2 separate regions of the Homo sapiens genome follow, and region 2 is linked to region 1. A link is an interaction called in ENCODE POLR2A ChIA-PET data of the cell type or tissue named here. Cell type or tissue: PC-9. All regions are shown on one strand. Each heading gives the region's core, and the rest is flanking DNA. Links, peaks and the distances in the headings are about the cores only. Region 1 overlaps SLC16A12 (solute carrier family 16 member 12). Region 2 has its middle 18 kb from the start of IFIT3.

The links. Peaks named below come from ENCODE experiments on the same cell type or tissue, not always from the same donor. Only the 100,000 strongest peaks of a DNase experiment are listed, where the experiment ranks them.
Region 2: POLR2A ChIA-PET joins it to region 1 with 11 read pairs; 5 of 35 experiments call an interaction of 5 or more read pairs at or near these places.

The regions. Positions count from the first base shown.
Region 1 is chr10:89,427,891-89,437,924 of GRCh38, reverse strand. SLC16A12 (solute carrier family 16 member 12) reads left to right here. Exons shown (of 8, transcript NM_213606.4): 7 at 1,606-1,865; 8 at 4,599-7,626. The coding sequence ends at 4,861. Among named protein-coding and RNA genes, the nearest start is that of IFIT5, 18 kb to the right of the region's middle. In PC-9, for the core only: no CTCF peak of the experiment used is centred there; a DNase peak (open chromatin) is centred at 5,824.
Region 2 is chr10:89,341,441-89,351,474 of GRCh38, reverse strand. It overlaps a transcript of LIPA not described here. Among named protein-coding and RNA genes, the nearest start is that of IFIT3, 18 kb to the right of the region's middle. In PC-9, for the core only: no CTCF peak of the experiment used is centred there; a DNase peak (open chromatin) is centred at 4,834; H3K27ac peaks cover 3,052 bases.

The sequences.
Region 1 (10,034 bases), core at 955-8,954:
ATGCAAATTGCAAGTAATTTCCTTGTAATTGCAGGCTTAGAAACCAAAGTTATAAGAAATCTACCAAGTAATTTCTTCAGCAAATGCTCATCTGTTTGGACTGAAGAGTGCAGGCTACTCATATTCTCCTAAATGATGAACCATTCACACTTGAGATATGACCTGCAGGGCTAATACCATCATGTAGCTTCTCACAAATTATGTTTTTGGTAATTAATCAGGATCCAACTGCCATTCTCCAGTGTTATGAATATGATATTTAGTATTGATTCCACATTTTTAATGGTTAAAGAAGAAGTGGAAGAGCAAAGATTACCTATTTTCACAATCAAATAACTCAGCAAGAAGCAGCCAGGTGTAGGTCTAATGGAGGCATCTCTACTCTGAGGCATACTAGACCTAAGTTCTTGCACTGGCTTTGCTCCTTATTAACCCTGTGACCTACAGAAAGTCACCTAACCCTCAGATCCACAATGATCTCTATCTGTAAAATGAGCCAGTGCAATATTTGCCTGTTGACCTTATACTATTTTGTGATGTTCAAATGAGGCTGTGAGTAGAAAAATGTTTGTAAAGCATAAGCTGTTGGAGCTGACATTATACAGATTCTTTGAAATTATTGGTATCATAAATGGGTTTGGAGTTATCAGGAAAATTAATGGGAATACCACTTGGGAGATCTTGAAATATATTAGACTTCATCCTAGTCCAAGACCTCCATCATCTCTGGCAAATCATTTTAATGTCTTTGTATTACAGTTTCCCCTTTGTGTAACCACTTGGGTTATTGAGTATTTATGATCTATGACATGCCAGATACCAATGGATAACATACCTAAAAGTATCTAATAAGGTAGACTGCTAGGAAAATTACCCTTCTGATCCTTTACATCAAGCTTGTCCAACCTGTGGCACATGGGCTGCCTGTGGCCTGGGATGGCTTTGAATGTGGTCCAACACAAATTTGTAAACTTTCTTACAACATTTTGAGATTTATGCACTCTTTCTTTTTCTTTCTTTCTTTCTTTCTTTCTTTCTTTCTTTCTTTCTTTCTTTTTCTTTATTTCTTTCTTTTCTTTCTTTCTCCTTATTTCCTTCCTTCCTTCCTTCCTTCCTTCCTCCTTTCCTTTCCTTTCTTTCTTTTTTTCATCAGCTATCATTAGTGTTAGTTTATTTTATGTGTGGCCCAAGACAATTCTTCTTCTTCCAATGTGGCCCAGGGAAGCCAAAAGATTGGAGACCCCATTTTACATTTTATTTCTATTTTATTTCACGACTAATTTCAGAGTAACCCTGTGAGATAAGTAACCTTTCCATTTTATAGCTAAAGAAATTGAGTTAGGCAGGCAGTGGGTGGCAGGACTAGTTTTAATATTCTACCTTTCTAATTTTGAAGTATATATTCTTTCTACCACACCATGCTTCCTGGAGAGATGAATTCTTGCATTTGCAAAAAAGAAAGATAGGAAGACAGCATACATAACACACAATGGGAAAGCCATCTCTGTAAATAACTGCAATGCTTACTGCTGCATAGCCGTGGCTCTAAAGCTCTTTTACAGAATGTGTACCTCCTGCACTTATTCTTGTTCTTCAAATCTACAGGTGTCTGAAGAATTACCAGTATGTTTGCTACCTCTTTGCCGTGGGAATGGATGGGCTCTGCTATCTCTGCCTCCCAATGCTTCAAAGTCTCCCTCTGCTCGTGCCTTTCTCTTGTACCTTTGGCTACTTTGATGGTGCCTATGTGACTTTGATCCCAGTAGTGACCACAGAGATAGTGGGGACCACCTCTTTGTCATCAGCGCTTGGTGTGGTATACTTCCTTCACGCAGTGCCATACTTGGTGAGCCCACCCATCGCAGGTAAGTTTCCAGAGAGAAACCCCAACCACCTTTTCTCTTTGGCATATTGATGTGAAAACAGCAAACCCACATGCAGTCAATGAGAAGGACTGTCAAGAGAGTTGGGGAAGAGTGAAAGAGAAAAGGGATATAAGAGCCCCCAAAACCATCATGGTCCCACCTACATCCTTGTTTTATAATCTTCTTCCAACCAAGTAAGAACCTTAGCCTACCTGGAAAGAGTAAGTCCCAAATTAGGGTCTTGATTCCTTTCCATATTAATGATGGGAGCAGGGGGATGGAGCAGTTGTTCAGCCTTATAAATAAGTAGGGTGCATTCAGAGGGAAGTCTCAGGGGAGAACAGGATTCCAACAGGGGGCAGTGGGTGATGAGGCTGAAATTATAAACGCCAGTGTCATAGTGGAGTGTTTTGGGTGCCAGACAGAGGAACTGGGCTCTATTCTTCAGAGACTGTGGATAGTATTAAAGTTTTTATGTAAAAGGATAATATGGTAAAGTATATATGTTAGAAAATGTGATCTAGCAATTGATCTAGTAACTTAGGAGAGAGGTAGCTAAGATTCCATTCTAATAGTTTAGGAGGCAGCTGATAAACGCCTGAGCTAGGGCTGCTGCAGCAGAAATAAAGATGAGCTCTGGGGGCAAGGAAGAAGTTTTCAAAACAAAATTCAGCAGAATTTAGCATACAGAGGTGAATGAGAGAAAGAAGTCAAGGATGACTTAGAAAATAATGTCATGGTTGAGAAAATAAGGAAATTCGAGAAAGTGGCTTTGCCTGAAAAATAATGAATATGGTTTTTAGATATGTTGAGATTTCTGAAATATACAGGTAAAAATGCTCAATAGAGCTGTTTAAAGATGAAATATGAGCTTTAGTGGATGGCCTGGTTTATATATAGATTTGGGAATCATCATATAAAGCACATAGAATGTTTTATAAACTCTAAAATGCTATAGAGTGAAGCATGATTAAACAATTTGACAAATATTTATTGTATGCATTAAACAAGTAATTCAACAAATACATATTGCATGTGTAACTAGCATTGTGTTTATCATGCTGGAGAGACAGGAGTAAACAGGTCAGAAGCTGTTTCTCCTTCCTAAAGCATGTGGTCTACACCACCTGCATCAGAGTCTCCTAGGGACCTTGTTAAAAATGCAGATTCCTTGACACTCCCACCTGTGATCTGAATGTTGAGGATGAGTTCCAGAAATCTGCATTTTCAACCAGCTTTGTTGTGATGCTCATGCGAGGTAAATATTGAGAATGACTGTTCCATATTATTATCTGCCTAAATTAAAACTGAGAGAGTGAACAAGTTCTCTGAAGACAGGCAAAAGAGAAATAACCCAAAACTTTGCCTAGAAAGAAGGCAGGAATTTTTTTGAGGAAGGCAGAGTTTCTGCTATTAGCTATTATTGTGAATAGACAGTTTCAGGCTATTTCCAAATCCAGCAATTGGGGTGGAATAAAAACAGCAAACTAGGGGAAATTGTGGCCGCTTGAGTGGTGCAGATGACAAAACCCTGTTCAGTTTGAACTCCATGATACAGATCTTTATGTTTAATGCTCCATTTTTGAAAACTGCCCCCAAAATATTCCCACATCCTCCTTTCATAGCTTATTTTAGTGCTCACCAACCTTTAGAAACAGTGTCATTCTATCAAAGGTCACAGGACACAAATGAAATTGGGATTCAGTTCGTGGCCTTCATTGGCAAATCAGACATGATACTCATTACTGGAAATTCGAGGATTAATTCTTATTGTATCATTTTCTTATTTATTTACCTTTCAAATGACAACTGTGTACTCAGTCTTTTTTGTTTGGTGCTATAGAATTGCACAAGTAAATCAAACAATAACTAAAATATTTGAGAGCAGTTTAAATTCAGGAAATTTTGTGGGGCTTATAACAACTTCTACATGCTATTTTTGACGAATGGATCTGAAGTGGGTAAGAGAAGAAATCATATACTTCTCTGGTGGGTTTTCTTGGCAGATAAGGAAAGTTTGAAGGAATTTAAAAAAACCTTTGTTAATTATAAAATAATTGCCTGACGAAGTATAATGTTATTCCACTGGTTTTCTGTCATTGTGGACCCTATTTTGCATATCATATGCCCGGTTTTCCTCAAAATTTAGAGCTGAGATAGATATTGAGATTAATTTGTTGCAACAAGAGATAAAGAAAAAAAAGCTAGTTTGCATTTGCAACTGCTAAAATAGCTGAAAGTTCTGATTTTCAAACTGGATAGAGTACAATGACTGAATCCAGTTGAAAATGTGATACTGCTTTGAAGCATGTCATGTTACTCAAAACAGTGTATGGGTGCTGTGAATACTACTGGCATTTTGTACAAATATGTTCTCTTAACACCCTAGGTAAATTATTCCAACCTTAATAATTTAAATGATGCTATTTTTATCTTTTTACCAGATTTCATGGGGTTAATAGTAACTAATATTTACGTTGTGACTACTAAGTACATGATGCTTTTCCAAGCACTTTACAGAACAACAATCAATTCACTCTAGAAGTTTTCCTGGAAAACAGAATGTATTTTTCAGTTGCTGCACAATATTTTTAGGTGACCTCTTTTTGTTTCAAAGTTACAATTGGTGGTGCTATCGATCTATTATTATCCTTACAAATCATTAGAATTTGAGAGTGGGTAAGCAATTGAATTTTCAACTCAAAAATAAAATTTTGCTGTTGTTTGTTACAGGACGGCTGGTAGATACCACCGGCAGCTACACTGCAGCATTCCTCCTCTGTGGATTTTCAATGATATTTAGTTCTGTGTTGCTTGGCTTTGCTAGACTTATAAAGAGAATGAGAAAAACCCAGTTGCAGTTCATTGCCAAAGAATCTGATCCTAAGCTGCAGCTATGGACCAATGGATCAGTGGCTTATTCTGTGGCAAGAGAATTAGATCAGAAACATGGGGAGCCTGTGGCTACAGCAGTGCCTGGCTACAGCCTCACATGACCAAAGGCCTTGAGCCCCAGAATCTTCAGGTTTGAGAGAGGTGGGGCCACCAGATTCTTCATGTTTCTGAAACTTTTTATTTTGGCAGAAGGATTGCCTTCCAAGGAAATTATTATTATTGTTTTGTTAACATATTAATATTTATAAGGGAAAACAGCACATAATAAGGAAAGCTGGACTAGCCCAGAGCCTTCTCATTTGGGATTTGTGCTCATAACTGAACTCGTATCTTTTGGTCAATGGGCATAGCTCTGTAAGAAATGTAAGGACACAGCTGATATAATTAGCTGTAATTAGGGATAATTTCAAAGCATAACCAAAGCAGATGACACTGGGCAGCAGCTTTGTTCCAGTCTCAGGCCCTTCATGTTCCCTCCTCAGAAAGAAAATGGAAACATTAACGTGTAGCTTTGCTTACCTTGTTCTGGTTAGAGAAGGGAGGTCAGCTTGGGTGTGGTGGTGAAGAGTGAAGATGCCATACTTTTTCATGGTGGAGTTTCTCATTAGGGTTTTACTTGGGATTGTTAAAGAATACTTGAGATTCTTCAAAAAGTGGTGATTAATATAGAAAGAAACTCTTATTTTTTTTTTCTCTTAGTCTTCCAGCCAGCCCTTGCCTCTGCCCAAGGGTAGACACCACTATGAGAATCCAAATAATCATGGAATGCCATGGTTGGAATAGATCTTAAAGGGCATCTGGTAAGATCCATTTGAAATTGTCCACTGGAAACCGAAAGCTCTTTTCCTAAGACTGGGTTCCAGGCTCTCACATTTGTTACCATCACATATAATACTTACTCTAAATTTAGCAGAACACACTTAGTCACAAGGACAACCTCTCAATCTTACCTGAAATGTCAACAACACCAAAACTTCCCGTCTTTTACCTTCAGAGAAGAAGCTCTTACTTAGACTGCAGACGCATTCCTGTTAGGTTGGAAAAATGTTGGCAGTATTCCAATTGGGCAGGAACTGAATTCTTGAATCAGCAGGTCTCTGGTGAGAGTTTTCTTTGCAGATCAGACATTTAGTTTTATCATTACCCAAAAGAGGATTGGAGGGAGTCAGTTGTCTGAAAAATATTATCCTAGAGATATTCTAAAGGTGAGATTCCTTTCTCCCTGTGTTAATTCTTGTTCCACTATCCACTGCTCTTCATCTCTTTATAGATAATAATTAGAAATCTACTCATTGGATTATAAGTTTATTCATTCTCAAATACTCCACTTTTCTATGGTTTGGGATAATTTCTGAGTCTTCAGATTGAAGAGGGAAGGCATGGAGGGAAGAAAAAGTCCAGATCCCCCAGCTTGTTTCCAACCATTTTAAGTCCAAAGAATTATAATCCTGAATCTCACAGTGTGTCACACCTGTAATAGGAGTAAATTATGCAATCAATTTTAATTACCAGGAGTTTAAAATCCAAATGTCAAGGAACTGTTTTGACCCTGAAGGCTATTTAATCCACTGTCCCCTACAAGGCCTCACAAGTGCTGGGGGAAAAAAAACAGCAATGAGGATGATCCTGAGTTAATGTGTATGCTCCGCAAGAGAGCTTGCCTATACCTTGATTATTTCATAAAATCACATGTTAATACATTGCTTTCAGAATGAAATACTGACTTGATCTGATAGGAGAAAATGGTAATATTTCATAGTTGTTTTCCAAAGACAAATTTAAATGTTGTCTGTTATCTCCTTACTTAGTTTAAGAATTTAGTTTTGAACCCCATTGACTTTGTCATTTGCAATTTTAAAAATATTTGGGACTGGGCATGGTCGCTCACGCCTGTAATCCCAGCACTTTGGGAGGCTGAGGCGGGTGGATCATGAGGTCAGGAGATCAAGACCATCCTGGCTAACATCGTGAAACTCCGTCTCTACTAAAAATGCAAAAAATTAGCCAGGCGTGGTGGCGGGCGCCTGTAGTCCCAGCTACTCATGAGGCTGAGGCCGGACAATCGCTTGAACCCAGGAGGTGGAGGTTGCAGTGAGCCAAAATCATGCCACTGCACTCCACCCTGGGCGACAGAGCAAGACTCCATCTCAAAAAAAAAAAATTGGAAGGTATCTGTAAAATGTCAAAGTTAAGATGAAGTTATATCTGTTTGGAATAGCACTTTGCCCTAAATATCATTTCTTGAATTTTCAAGCCTAAAGATGTTTAAAAATATGAATAGTTACAAATATTCTTATACATATTTTTTATCATGATCACAACAAAATTTTGTTTATGTGGTTCTGCAATATAATTTCTGTGAAGTATTACAAGTATTTATGAAAAATAAGCATAGTGATCAGAAATTTTAAAGATTTTGTATAAAAACATTTGGGAGATTTGACTTTATACATGCATAGATTTGCATTTTACTTTCCCTTTTGAGGCAGCATTTTTAGAAAATCAGTAAGAAAAATGTACATCTTAAGGTCTACTATTTTACATTTCTACACAGAATTTTAGTGTTAATGTTCCATGTGTCTATACTGTTTATTTCAAAACTGAGAAATTCATGGGAATGATGTATTTTGTGGAATCAAGAACAAAATTATAGTGGGATAATTTTACATCTTAAATATTTCTTTCTACTACTGTAAGCTCTACTTTGGAATTATCTGAGTAGAAAATCAGAAGACATTATCTAACTTTGTAGATACACTGTATGATTGGGCTTTTTGTTCAGATTGTAATTTCATTAATAGATGAAATATTTATGCTAATATTTTCTTATTTCAAAAGCAAAATAAAATGAATTTATTGTCCTGTGTTTGGAAAGACATTTTTCCCTCGGACAAGAGGTTTGGACTGGATGGTGAGTGGGCCTGTCTGGATCATGCTAAGATGTGGTCAGCATTTTAAGATGTGTTAAATAATCAAATGATTTACAAAAACCAGAAGTCTTTATTGAGTTCTTCCAATGTGTGAGCTATTATGCCAGGCACTTCCTATGCATTGTCATTGTCGAATTTAATCCCCATAGTGACCTCTATTATTATCATTTTGTAGATGTGGAAACTGAGGCACCAGTTCCCACAGCTCAGTATCCTCTAGTGTGAAATCCTGTAAAACTGGGATGCTGCTGATGCTGAAGCCCTGTGTCCTTCCCCTGTGCCTACTTGGATTATCTTATGTGGGTTCAAGAAGCTGTTGGGAAACCGACGCTCCCTTGGACAGATAAAATCCTTTGGATTATGCTTCAGTCTTCTAATCAATATTGAAGGAAGATTCTAGATTGGAGATTTCCAAGAGTTTTCCCAAGAGGATCTATCAAAACCACTACTTTCAGGCTCAGTGGTTTAATTTGCTGTTGATTGATCCAGGCTTCTTTTGGGGAGCATTTAGGGTTGAGGGGGTGAATTGGGGAGCATATTTTGTCCCAAAAGTGAGCTAGTTCCACTGTCTGCTTTCCACATTACCAAAGTCAGGCTTTCTCAGTTAGGAGTTGAGTTCTTTTTGAATTGCCTTCACCACTGCCAGTGATAATGAAAATGGTAATGTCTATTTGACACTCCCCTTCCTGGTCCCAGTAGGTCTAATTCTGAAATTGTTTACTGAAATGAAATAGTACAAATTCAGGGTGGATATCTGAGTTTCTTTTCTCACACTTGAAAGTTTGAGTAAAAAAAAAAAAAAGTTTTTTTTTTGTTTTTTTTTTTAACTCCGTCAAGCAATAGATTTTTATATCTGTTGCCAGCGTAGCTACCAATGACAGATAACTGAGGTTTTGTCCCATAGCACGGAAAACTATTTGGTTGGGGAGTGGGAAGATATAAATAATGATAAAAGGACTGACATTTAAGACAAAACATGATGGTACTTTTCAAACATATACAAAAGTAGAATGAATAGTGTAAAGAACTTGAGGTACCTATCCCCCCACATCTACAATTATCTACCCATTATCCTCTCCCTTGAGAAGCAATTTGAAGTATATTAACATGTGGGCAGCTCATGTTTCCTTCAGCTGCCAGGGAATGCCTGAACTTGGCAAGAATAATTTGTTCCTGCTAACGGGGACATGTGTGGTTAGTATCACCTATTAATGAGCCACATCATTACTTACAAAGCTGATTGGGGCTCCTTTCTTGATATGGGCTTTGAGTGTCTCAATTGAAGATTAAAATTTTCTCCTTTTCTCCCCAGCCCCTAAGGATCTATCTACCTGAGGCCCAGGGCTGTATTAAATAAGTTAAAAGAGGCTTTTTTTTTTTTTCTCTCCTGACCCAAGAGAGTCAAACCAATGAAAAGGGATTTTGAGGTTTAGATGAGAGTGATCATTATTACTCTCATTATTGCTCTTAATTGTTTAAGGGTCAGAGGTCTTTTTGAGGGATCTGGGACCTAAGATTGGTCTAGAATTAAGTAAAAAGCAGTTTATTTTTGAGTTGAGTTGGCACTAAAAGGCTTTAGAATTAGCATTTCAAATGCAGCCCTTTTCACATTTTTCCATAAATATGTTTCTTTTGTGATGACAAGTTAGGCCTTTTCCCACTGACCAGTGTAATGATGGAAGAGTTCAAGGACCTTGTCCTACGAAAGATGAAGACCTATGTTCATTCTTGGATAGCTTATTTTTGCAACTGTGGGCAGAGCAAGGTGTGGGTATAGGTCAAGGTAGGGAAGAGTTCGGGAGTGGGAGAAAGGTTGGGGGGCAGCTTCTGTGTGGTTACCTGAGGTTCCGGCCCACGTGCAGGTGGATGAATCCAGATTTCTGACCCTAAGCTCAAACAGGGAAGAGCAAACAGCTCAAACAGCTTTCTAAAGCTCAAACAGGGAAGAGCAAAGCCTTTTTCAGAATCGCAGAACTGACAGGGCTGGTGTGAGCATTCAGTGCCCACACTGGACCTACGAAGTCTCACAGGGTGTAGTTCCTGACGTTAGGCTACATCCCCCATCTTCTACTACAATCTAGCGCCCAGTTTTTCTATCAGTTCCTTCAAGTACCAAGCCTCCCCTTTATACCCCTGACCCTGGGGCATTTTGCATATGTTGATCCCTGTGATCACTCTCTTCTCATATTTTGGGTCTCAGTTTAAATGTCACTGCCCTAGAGAGTCCATCTTTAACCACTGCCCTTATCTAAATTATACATCCCTCCCCCGCCACTACCACCCACATTCTTCATGCTCATAGCATTCTATTATTTTCCTTCAAAGAACATCTTTTAGTTATGAT
Region 2 (10,034 bases), core at 732-8,731, 86 kb after region 1:
TGGAGCCCTAATTTATAAAATCGTCATGGATACTTTTTGGGCTTTTCTGGACTATTTGGATTTTTCTCTGATTAGGCCATCTGAAATCCAGTTGCTGATTACATATTTATGATTGTAGGAGAGGAAAAAAACCATTCTGTGCATTAAAGATTTTTATTGAGACAGGGTTTCTGCTCTGTTGCCCAGGCTGGAGTGCAGTGGCATGATTACAGCTGACTGTAGCCTCAACCTCCTGGGCTCAAGCCGTCTTCCTACCTCAGCCTCCTGAGTAGCTGGGACTACAGGCATGTGCCACCACACCTCGCTAATTTTTGTATTTTTTATAGAGACATGGTTTTGTCATGCTGCCCAGGCTGATCTCAAACTCCTGGGCTCAAGTGATCCGCCCACTTCAGCCTCCCAAAGTTCTGGGATTACAGGCGTGAGCCACTGCGCCTGGCTCAGCAAACATTATTTCCTCTTCCCGTCTTAGGTTCATAGGCTGGGGCCCTACTGAAACAGAAATTAAAAGAAATGAAAGAGTGTGTAAGCAAAAACTCAGTTGTATGTAAGAAAACCCAACTCCCCCTGAGAAAGAGAAAGAACTGGAGTCCTTTAAAAAATTAACTGCCTGTTTTTCTGTGGCTAGTAAGCCTTATCTCTCCTCCCTTCCCAGGCATTGTGAAGACTCTGTTTCCCTAGCTATGCAACTGCAAGTTCACTAGACAGATAAACTCAAGTCGCAAAACATGCTTTTCCTTAAAAAGTAAGAAATGATGTAATGCATGTCTCAATTGAATAACTGCCTTTGTTTCTCTCTTCTGTAGTATCCTTCCCCCTGCACAGATCTCCCCCCAACCCCCTGCAAGAAATGCTTAAAAGGTAACTTCAGGCCAGGCACGGTGGCTCACACCTATAATCCCAGCAATTTGGGAGGCTGAGGTGGGCGGATCACGAGGTCTGGAGTTCGAGACCATCCTGGGCAACATGGTGAAACCCCTTCTCTACTAAAAATACAAAAAATGAGCTGGACCTGGTGGCATGCGCCTGTAGTCTCAGCTACTCGGGAGGCTGAGGCAGGAGAATCGCTTGAACCTGGGAGGCGGAGCTTGCAGTGAGCCGAGATTGCGCCATTGCCCTCCAGCCTGGCCACAGAGCAAGACTCCGTCTTAAAAAAAAAGGTAACTTCACTCTTTGTTCAGGGCTCAGTCCTTTAGATGTTAATCTGACTGGGCCGGTGCACCTAAATAATTAATAAATATCATATCCTCCTGAACCCCATCAGTCTCTTCACACCAGAGAACTCAGTGATGAGCAAGTGAAAGAAGTGGCTAGAACTTCAGACTTATTGAGCATCTTAACAAAATAACAATACATTTGTAGAGAAGTGGCCAGACAAAAAAGAAGGAACTTTGAACTTTGAGGGGTGTCAAATTGTGCAAAGACAAATATTTGGGGAAACTAATGGTAGATGAGGGCTAGTTACTAAGATTTGTTTGTGTAGACTTTGTCCAGTGATAAGGTTGTTATCCCGTTTCTTGAATGGAAGTAGGGGTTGGGGATACCATCACAAGAGACGTTTATATTCTGCTTTCAGGCAGACAGAAGTAGGGCAGACAACTCATCCTGCGTCTGCTTTTTTTCAATTCCCTTTAACTCAAAATAATTCTTATGTCAAAATGGCATGTTTTGGGGTGGCATAGTCTGAGCCCCTTCATGATACAGAGGCTAATTGCATTACTGATTTATAATCCCTGTTGAAAGCTGTAAGTTGGAGGAGGACACATCACAGGGAGTGTAACCCCTCCAACCACTCCTGACAGACTGGACTCTCCCCATCTTGAGACTATCTCATTGCTGTTGACTTGCTCTTTTCAACTTTCCCAATTAGTTTCAATCTGTGAAAATGATCTGACAGCCTGAATCTACATCCCTCACTTTTGTCCTAACACACACACACACCTTAGTAAGGTAGGGGGAGGACACATTTTCCCTATATCTTTTGAGGGCTTGATAATTGAATCTATGAAATAAACTGAAAACTGGCAGATTAACAGAACAAAAGGTATACAAACTTATTACGTGCATGGGGCATCATATGAAAGGAAAGTTAACGCCCCAAACCCAGTGAGATCAAGAAGCTTATATACCCTCTTTTTAAAGGAGAGGGGAGGGGAGATGTAGGCAACTTACTTAGGGGGAGTAAATTGTTTTGATGAAAAATGAATGGGCCCTCAGAAGAATATGTGACAGCCTGTGACGAAGTCTGTCTGGACACGGGGTCAACCTCCAGTGTTCTCTCCAGTGAACCAAGTTTAATCTTCCTGGTTGATAAGATTCCCTGGGAAGGGATTCATGACATCTGAGTTCCTTTTGGAGGGTCTATCTTTATGCAGATAAAGGGAGCTCAGAGAAAATCCTGTCTTGCATTTGCTATTTCTCAAGTGCCTTCATTTTGAAGTCCAAAGTGATATATTTTGGAGTGGCATTTCCTGACCTTAGAAGTTTGATTATTAAATGCAATTGACCCCAGAAAAGGATTACTAATTTCTAGGCTCAGTGTATAATTTGGATGAAAGAGGTGGGAGTTTATGTTAGCCAATTTTGAAAGTTTTTGAAAATTCAGGATTTCATTCTGGACATAAGATGGAGCAGGGACTCCTTCTTAGTGGCCTGCCAGGACCCCCACGCAGGCATGGAAATAAAGGAAAATCTCAAGTTCCTTCAAGGGAAATTCCAGGCACTACCGGGCCCTGAGAAGTAAGTTTGCAAGCTGATAAGCAAGAAGGTAATAATAGCTTACAACAACAGCCAAGGAAGTTAGAGTCAGGTGATGTTTGGTTCTCTATAGAAACCAAAAATAGGGTCTTAAGCGTGAGCTGCGGGATTCTCCTTGCATGGCAACCCGCAAACAAATGCCCTCCTTTCTCTTGTTGCAAAACCCCACTGTGGGTGTTTGGCTTTACTGGGCTGGGCAAGTGGACCCCAGTTTTGTTCAGTAGCAGACAATGTGAGCATGATACCTCTTTATGCTTAAATTGCATGAAAATGTTTTTTTGGTGAAAGTCCTTTTGTCCTTTTTGTATACACTTTTTCCAGTTGAAAGATCTGCGTGAGAATGGGATATAACTGAACAAAAATATATGATTGCTGAATAGGACTCTCTGACTTTGTCGCAATGGAAAAAAATAGAAACTCAGCCCCCAGGGAGGCATAAAGGAGAGGAAGTCATTAACAATCTTTTTGTTTTTCAGAACTGTTCCTGGAAGATTTCCCTTCTGTCTGACGGAAATCTTCCCACGCTGTCTTTCCAAACTCCTACTTAATGCTTTGAATTCAGATTGCTGAGCCTCTGAGCACAACAGACAGCACTGGGGTTGGAGGTGGGGATCCACTCTGGAACTTTCCATCCAGAAAACCTCAGATGTCTTCCTCACTCCTGTGTTTGGAACTGATAGCTTGAAGGCAGTTCCTCTGAAAGCAAGGACTTCAGTGTATTTTTTGGACTGGGATGGAAACCTTACGGTGGTAGGCCTCACCATGGAAGGCCACATGGTGGGGGTTGTAAACCTGTACTGCCTAAGGCATGTCCCGCTTGGGCTGCCATGCATGTCCTCTGGGATTGTGCTTTGTGTCTGTGTGTACCTGACTGTCATGACACTGTCTCAGCCCAGGAAGGTGATCAGGTCCACTTTACTTTCCTGGCCTCAGCTGTGATGTGCCACCAGGTTAAAAGTTTAATATAGACATGTACGGAGGAAGCTCTCTGGACTTCTAAGATAGACCTTTATAATTAATCAGATTTGTTTAAGCTGGCTAAATTCAGGATCCTTAAAAGAGGATAAATACTGAATGTATTGGAAAAAACTGAGATCAATACTGACAGAGATCCTAGAAATAATAATTTTACTATAAAGTTGCCTTGCTAAGGACTAAGGGGATGGACCATGCAGAGTTAGCATGGCAAGTTTGAAACTGTTATCTTTAGAAAGACTTGCTTGCAAGGTTGGCCCTTGGCTAACATCAGGGAACTTGGATTTTTAAGTTTTCTAGCTATTCTATAAATGATATGGGTGGCTTACTATGCTAAGACTGTTTATGCAAATGATGGAGTTTATGCTAACACTTGCTTTCCTTCTCGAAGTCTGGAATTTTGGTACATGCTAGGCAGAGGGTGCATACATGATCAGTCCCCAGTAAAACCCTTGGGCACACAGTCTAACTGGCTTCACATGTGTTGTCACAATTTGATGCTGGAGGAATTAAGCACAACCTGATGACTCTACCGGCCCTCTTGGAAACCTATACCTGATTTTCTTTGGACTTGGCCCCATGCACTTTTTGTCTGTGCTAATTTTGCTCTGTATACTTTTGTTATAATAAGGCTTAGCTGTGAGTATGACCATATGTTGAATCCTGCTCATCTTTCCAGTGAATCATCAAATCTAGGGGTAGTCTTGGAGACCCTGATGTCAATTTCCTAGAATTCTCTTTAGAAAAAAACAATGCAGCAGGCTATTAGAATATAACAGCTCCCTCTGGGAGACCAAAGGAGAGAAAAGACAGGCTAAGCCTGACTGAGTGTGGCTCTTTCTCCAACCTACGCAATTTCCTATGAGGATTTCCCTTTGTAAGATTTTCTTTCCACACAATAGCTGTCCCCAGATTCCTCAGCCATCATGCGCATGGCTGGGGATGTTGCATCATTCTTGGGCATACCTAGGACACCTGTCCATCCCCTGGTGGATCTTGGTTCAGGATTTTGTTGCTGGTATGTTCCACATAAATCAGAAGAAAAGAAGGTGCAGGGTCATCAAAAACTCTTCTGTTTATTGCGTCAGACTGGAGTCAATGTCTTTCCCTTTATAATCAAGAGGGAGCTCAGGAGGGTTGTGAAATGATATTTGGCAGGAAATCAAGGGAAGTGAATATTCTAACAGGAACCACCCTGACCTTTATGCTTTATGAGATATTCATATAAAGGGACCATGGCAAAGAGAAAATCATTTTATTCATCAAACTCTAGTTGAGCAGAGCTTGTGTTGCAGGGTGAATTATGACACTGTGAACAAAGGTCATTTTGGGGAAGATCCCAGGTTGGATGTTGAACTAGAAAAAGAATATTAGTGGGACAACTGGTAAAATTTGAACAAGACTTGTAGATTAGTTGATTATATGTTGTCACTGTTAGTTTCCTGTCTTAAAGATTATTCTATGTTTATGTAAGGTGTTAACATGATGGGAAGCTGCGTAAAGGGTATATGGGAATTCTGGGCACCATTTTTACAACTTTAAGTCTAAAATCATTTCAAATAAAAAGGGTTAAAAAGTCAAATTATAGGCTGACAATTATTTTCTCTTGGCATTTTGAAACTATTTCCCACTGTGTTTTGGTTGCTATTGAGAAGTCTGAGCTTAACCTAATACCAATTCCTTCACAGATATTTCTTCTGTTTTTTGTCGTTTTAAAAATCTTTCTGCCTCAAAGGCACTTAAAAGATACTACTATGTTTTTAGGTGACATCTGCTTGGGTGATCTTTTGTGAAATTCATGTATTTGAGGATTAGCATTTTTCATTAATTCCGAAAATTTCGGTCATTGTCTCTTCAACTATTGCCTTTCCTCCATTCCCTTTTATTTGTTCTTCTGCAACTCTGATCACATGCATTTTAACTTCCTCACTTTGTTCTCCATGTCCCTGAATATCTCTGTTGATTTTCCATCTCACTGTTTTTCTGTGCTGCATTCTGAGTAGTTTCTTCGAATCTGTCTTCTAAATCAATAAATGCTTTTCAGCTGTGTATAAATTACTTTTCAACAAATCCTTTGAGTTTCTAATTTCTATTATTTTAGTTTTTATATTTCTAAGTTTTGTTTGGTTCTTGTGCAAATATGCCTAATCAAATTTAATACACTATTGTTCCTTTATTTATTTATTTATTTATTTATTTATTTATTTATTTTTTGAGATGGAGTCTCGACCTGTCACCCAGGCTAGAGTGTAGTGGCATGATCTCAGCTCACTGCAACCTCTGTCTCTTGGGTTCAAGAGATTCTCCTGCCTCAGCCTCCTGAGTAGCTGAGATTACAGGCACCCATCACCACACCTGGCTAATTTTTGTATTTTTAGTGGAGATGGGTTTTCACCATGTTGGCCAGGCTGGTCTTGAACTCCTGACCTCAGGCAATCTGCTCACCTCAGCCTCCCAAAGTGCTGGGATTACAGGCATGAGGCACTGCGCCCGGCCTATTCCTTTGTTAAAACTTAATTTTTTCTTTCTTTATCTTGAAATTTACTAAATACACTAATACATTCTTTTTTTTTTTATTGAGACAGAGTTACTCTGTTGCCCAGGCTGGAGTGCAGTGGTGCGATCTCGGCTCACTGCAACCTCTACCTGCCAGGTTTAAGCCATTCTCCTGCCTTAGACTCCCAAGTGGCTGGGATTACAGATGCCCGCCACTATGCCTTGCTAATTTTTGTATTTTTAGTAGAAACCGGGTTCTACCATGTTGGCCAGGCTGGTCTCTAACTCCTGTCCTCAGTGATACACCTGCCTCGGCCTCCCAAAGTGTACTAAATACATTCTTTTTTATTCTCTATTCAATTACAATATCTGCAGTTTTGTTGCTCTGGCTTATCGTTTATTATCTGGCAACTTTTGCACATTGTGGCTTATTTATTTGTGTGTATTCTTTGATTTTGTATTATGACCTGATATTCCTTGGAACTTTATCAAACTTGGAAATTCTTTGAGAACTATGTAAAAAGTGTTTCCCTTTGAGGGGTGTTTTTATTTGCTTTTGTTAGGTGCATGGGAGCACTACCAAGCCAGAATTGCTTAAAATGAAATTTTCTACTTGAGGTTTTTTTTTTTTTTTCTTGCCGCATGGATAGTGAGAATTTCAGCCCAAAACAATCATGCTTCTCCACTTAAGATTAGAAATTATCAATGACTTTTTTTCCTCCCTGCTTTACTTAGGGCCAAAGCCAAAAACAGGCATGTGTAGCCCCATCATTTACGTCTGCAAGGAGTTTGTTCTCCAGTTTAACCTCTGAATGGGTCCTGGTTTTATGTGAGTTCTATGATACAATGTACCACGTGCAGGCCCCAGACTTTGTCTTCCATCTCCTTCATAATGTAATGTAGTCCATGAGAAAGTGATGTAGATCACCAACACAAATGAACACATGCTTATTCTGGTGGATTTTCACTTTCCTGTCATTTCTGGACTTCAGGGAATTCCTTACTCTCTTATAAATGCAGCTGTGCATTTAAAAAATATGTTTTGCAGATTATATAGCATTTTTCATTGTGATACACAGGCTTTTTGTTCTGTGTATATCTGGTCTACCATAATGCTTGTAAGGAAACACATTTAATCTTCTGTGAGGTATAATTTATTATTCCCAGGTTTTATGTAGGAATATCTTAGGGTCACAGAGGTTAGGTGATTTTTCCCAACACTGTAGAGATACTAAGTGGTGGAGGTGAGGTTGAAATAGGTCTAAACCCAAAGCCAAGGCACTTTTAAAAGATTAATAAAGTTTGTCGAATGATACTTGGACTAACTCCTGCCTGAATTAAGCTAGAAATTAATATAAGTTCTTTAATTCAGTTAGGAAGATCCCAAATCAGAAACAAATCATAATAAAAATTGAGATCAGGAAGCTTCCTGAGTGTAGCTCCTCATATCACTGTCCCACACATAAGTACTGCCCCATATGGCAATCGGGAGGCCCCAGGAATGCTTGCTAGGGTCAGGCCCTGCTCCTCTAAGTTAGTTGAAAGCTCCCTCCCTACTCAGTGACTGCTCTCATACTTCTTCACTGTAGCTGTTGGCTCTCAGAACATGATGCCCAAAGTATAGCGCCTCGGTGTGCTGAGTACTTTGAACTGAAAGACATTGGAAGGGCCTCCGAAGAAAGATCTCTTTGACCTTCTCCTGCCCTCTTGTCTTTCATGCTTCTTTCTCCCCTGGAGTGAACCATGGAAACTAGAATTCCTCTTCCGCAAGACAATGATAGAAACTAGAAGCCCTTTCCCCAAAGCAAGCCATAAAACTTAGGAAGGTCACTCTCTCCCTTCTCCCTTCTCATTTGAAGACCCTTAATCCAGAGGAATCCTGCCCCATACTTGCAAAGAAGAAATGCTACACAGAGAGTCCAAGAAGAATTTGAACCCAGTCTATTACCATTAGATCATACTCTTGTCCAAACACATCTCTACAGAGCTGCCCATTCTTCATGGAACCTAAGCACAAAAACAGTTTTCCCTGGATCTTTGGGTCTTCATTTCTGAAGGCTCTCATATCACATAAAACTTTGATTAAGTAAATTTGTTATGCTTTTCTCTTGTTAACTTGTCTTTTGTTATAGGAGTGTCAGCCATGACTCTTACAATGAGTAAGGAGAGGTATTACCTACCTCCTTTTACCCCTACATGCTCTTGGAGCTGATTATCACAGTTTGTAATTTTTCCACCTTCCATTCCTGCTTCTGTGTATTTTGATAAATTTTTGCAGGTCAGTAGACTTCCCATGGCAGAATATTTCCTGCTTCTCACCAGCCCTTAAGCCAATCCAAGGAAAACAAAAGAACATCATAATGCTTTGTCATATGACAAGATTACAAAAGCAGCATCCAGTGGCAGAATGCCCAACTGCTCCGGGACACAGCCAATAGCTGACTTCAGTGCTCCCCATCCCTGCTTGTCAGTGATTAGTCTAAATTGTTATCACAAGCCCAGTCTGACCAATGAATGTGAGTGAGGGGCCATTTTGATTGTCAGCTCCTGATTCTGCAGAAAACACGAAACTGAGCTGTACAAAGATGCTGATGAGGGGCTGCAGCATGCAATTCACTTCACCAGCAGTCACTAAGGTCTGATCTCTTTTCTAACCATACCTGGAAGATGGAATGCTGGACCCAGGGTATGCATAGAAAATGGGAGTTATTAGAAAAGCAGCTTTGCTTGCTTTAACCCAGGAATTGTATTTCTGGTATGTTGTTTCCTTTTAGACAATTGCCCTAAAGGTTCTTTTGTTTAAGGAGCAGGAGGATGGGGGAGGTTATTTCTGCTCTCAGCAAAAGTCTTAGAACCAGGGTCTCCTCGTTTGTAAGGAAGCAAGTAGGTCCCTGGACCTGGGCTGGGATATGATTTGTGATCAGCCAGGCAAGAGTTAAGAGTGGAAGTCTGTGCTCTCTGCCCATCTTATAATATCTTAAGGGTGATCATCTGTGGTATTCTTGAGTGGTATGTCCCATTCCATCTAGCATTTCATTAGAATTATTGTATAAAGGATGACAGGCAGAGGACACTTGACATGGGAATGCTGGACCTATTGGATGTTTATTCATTAGCTGCAGTTACCCCCCATTAGCCTTTTTTAATACAAAGTAAAAATTTAGTTGACATGTAAAAATTGTATATATTTATGGTGTATAGCATGTTTTAATATATGTATACATTGTGGAACGGCTAAATCAAATTATTTAACATATGCATTACCTCAGCTACTTACCTTTCTTTTTGTAGTGAGAACACAAAATCTACTCTCTCAGCAATTTTCACGTATGCAACATATCATTATTAACTATAGTCACCATGATGTACTATGTTAGCCTCTTAATACGGTATAATGCCTTGGCAAAACCCAAAATCCCTAGCAGGTCTGGATCTTTGAGTTTGGAAATGGTCCAAGGTGCATATACTATGTCTGTGAATACCAGAGGGCAACTCTTTATGGGTTCCTGGTGTAGGGTCTATATTCTAAATTCTGAGAGATGAACTCCTTTAGGGCCACAGTCTTTCTGCCACTTATGAACCTACAAGCAAGTTTCCAGGTGTTAAATCAGCTAGGGAATCATTTCAGAATTTATTTCAAATATTACATTAATTCCTAGGGGATAAGGAATTTAAAAGGAAAGTGTTCAAATGATCATCTTATACATTTATATACTTTTACCTTTCTGTTTACACCTTTGTGACTAGATATTACATTCATGAGTGAATTAAAAATGAACTGCAGAAGTTAATCTCAAGAGTCCATG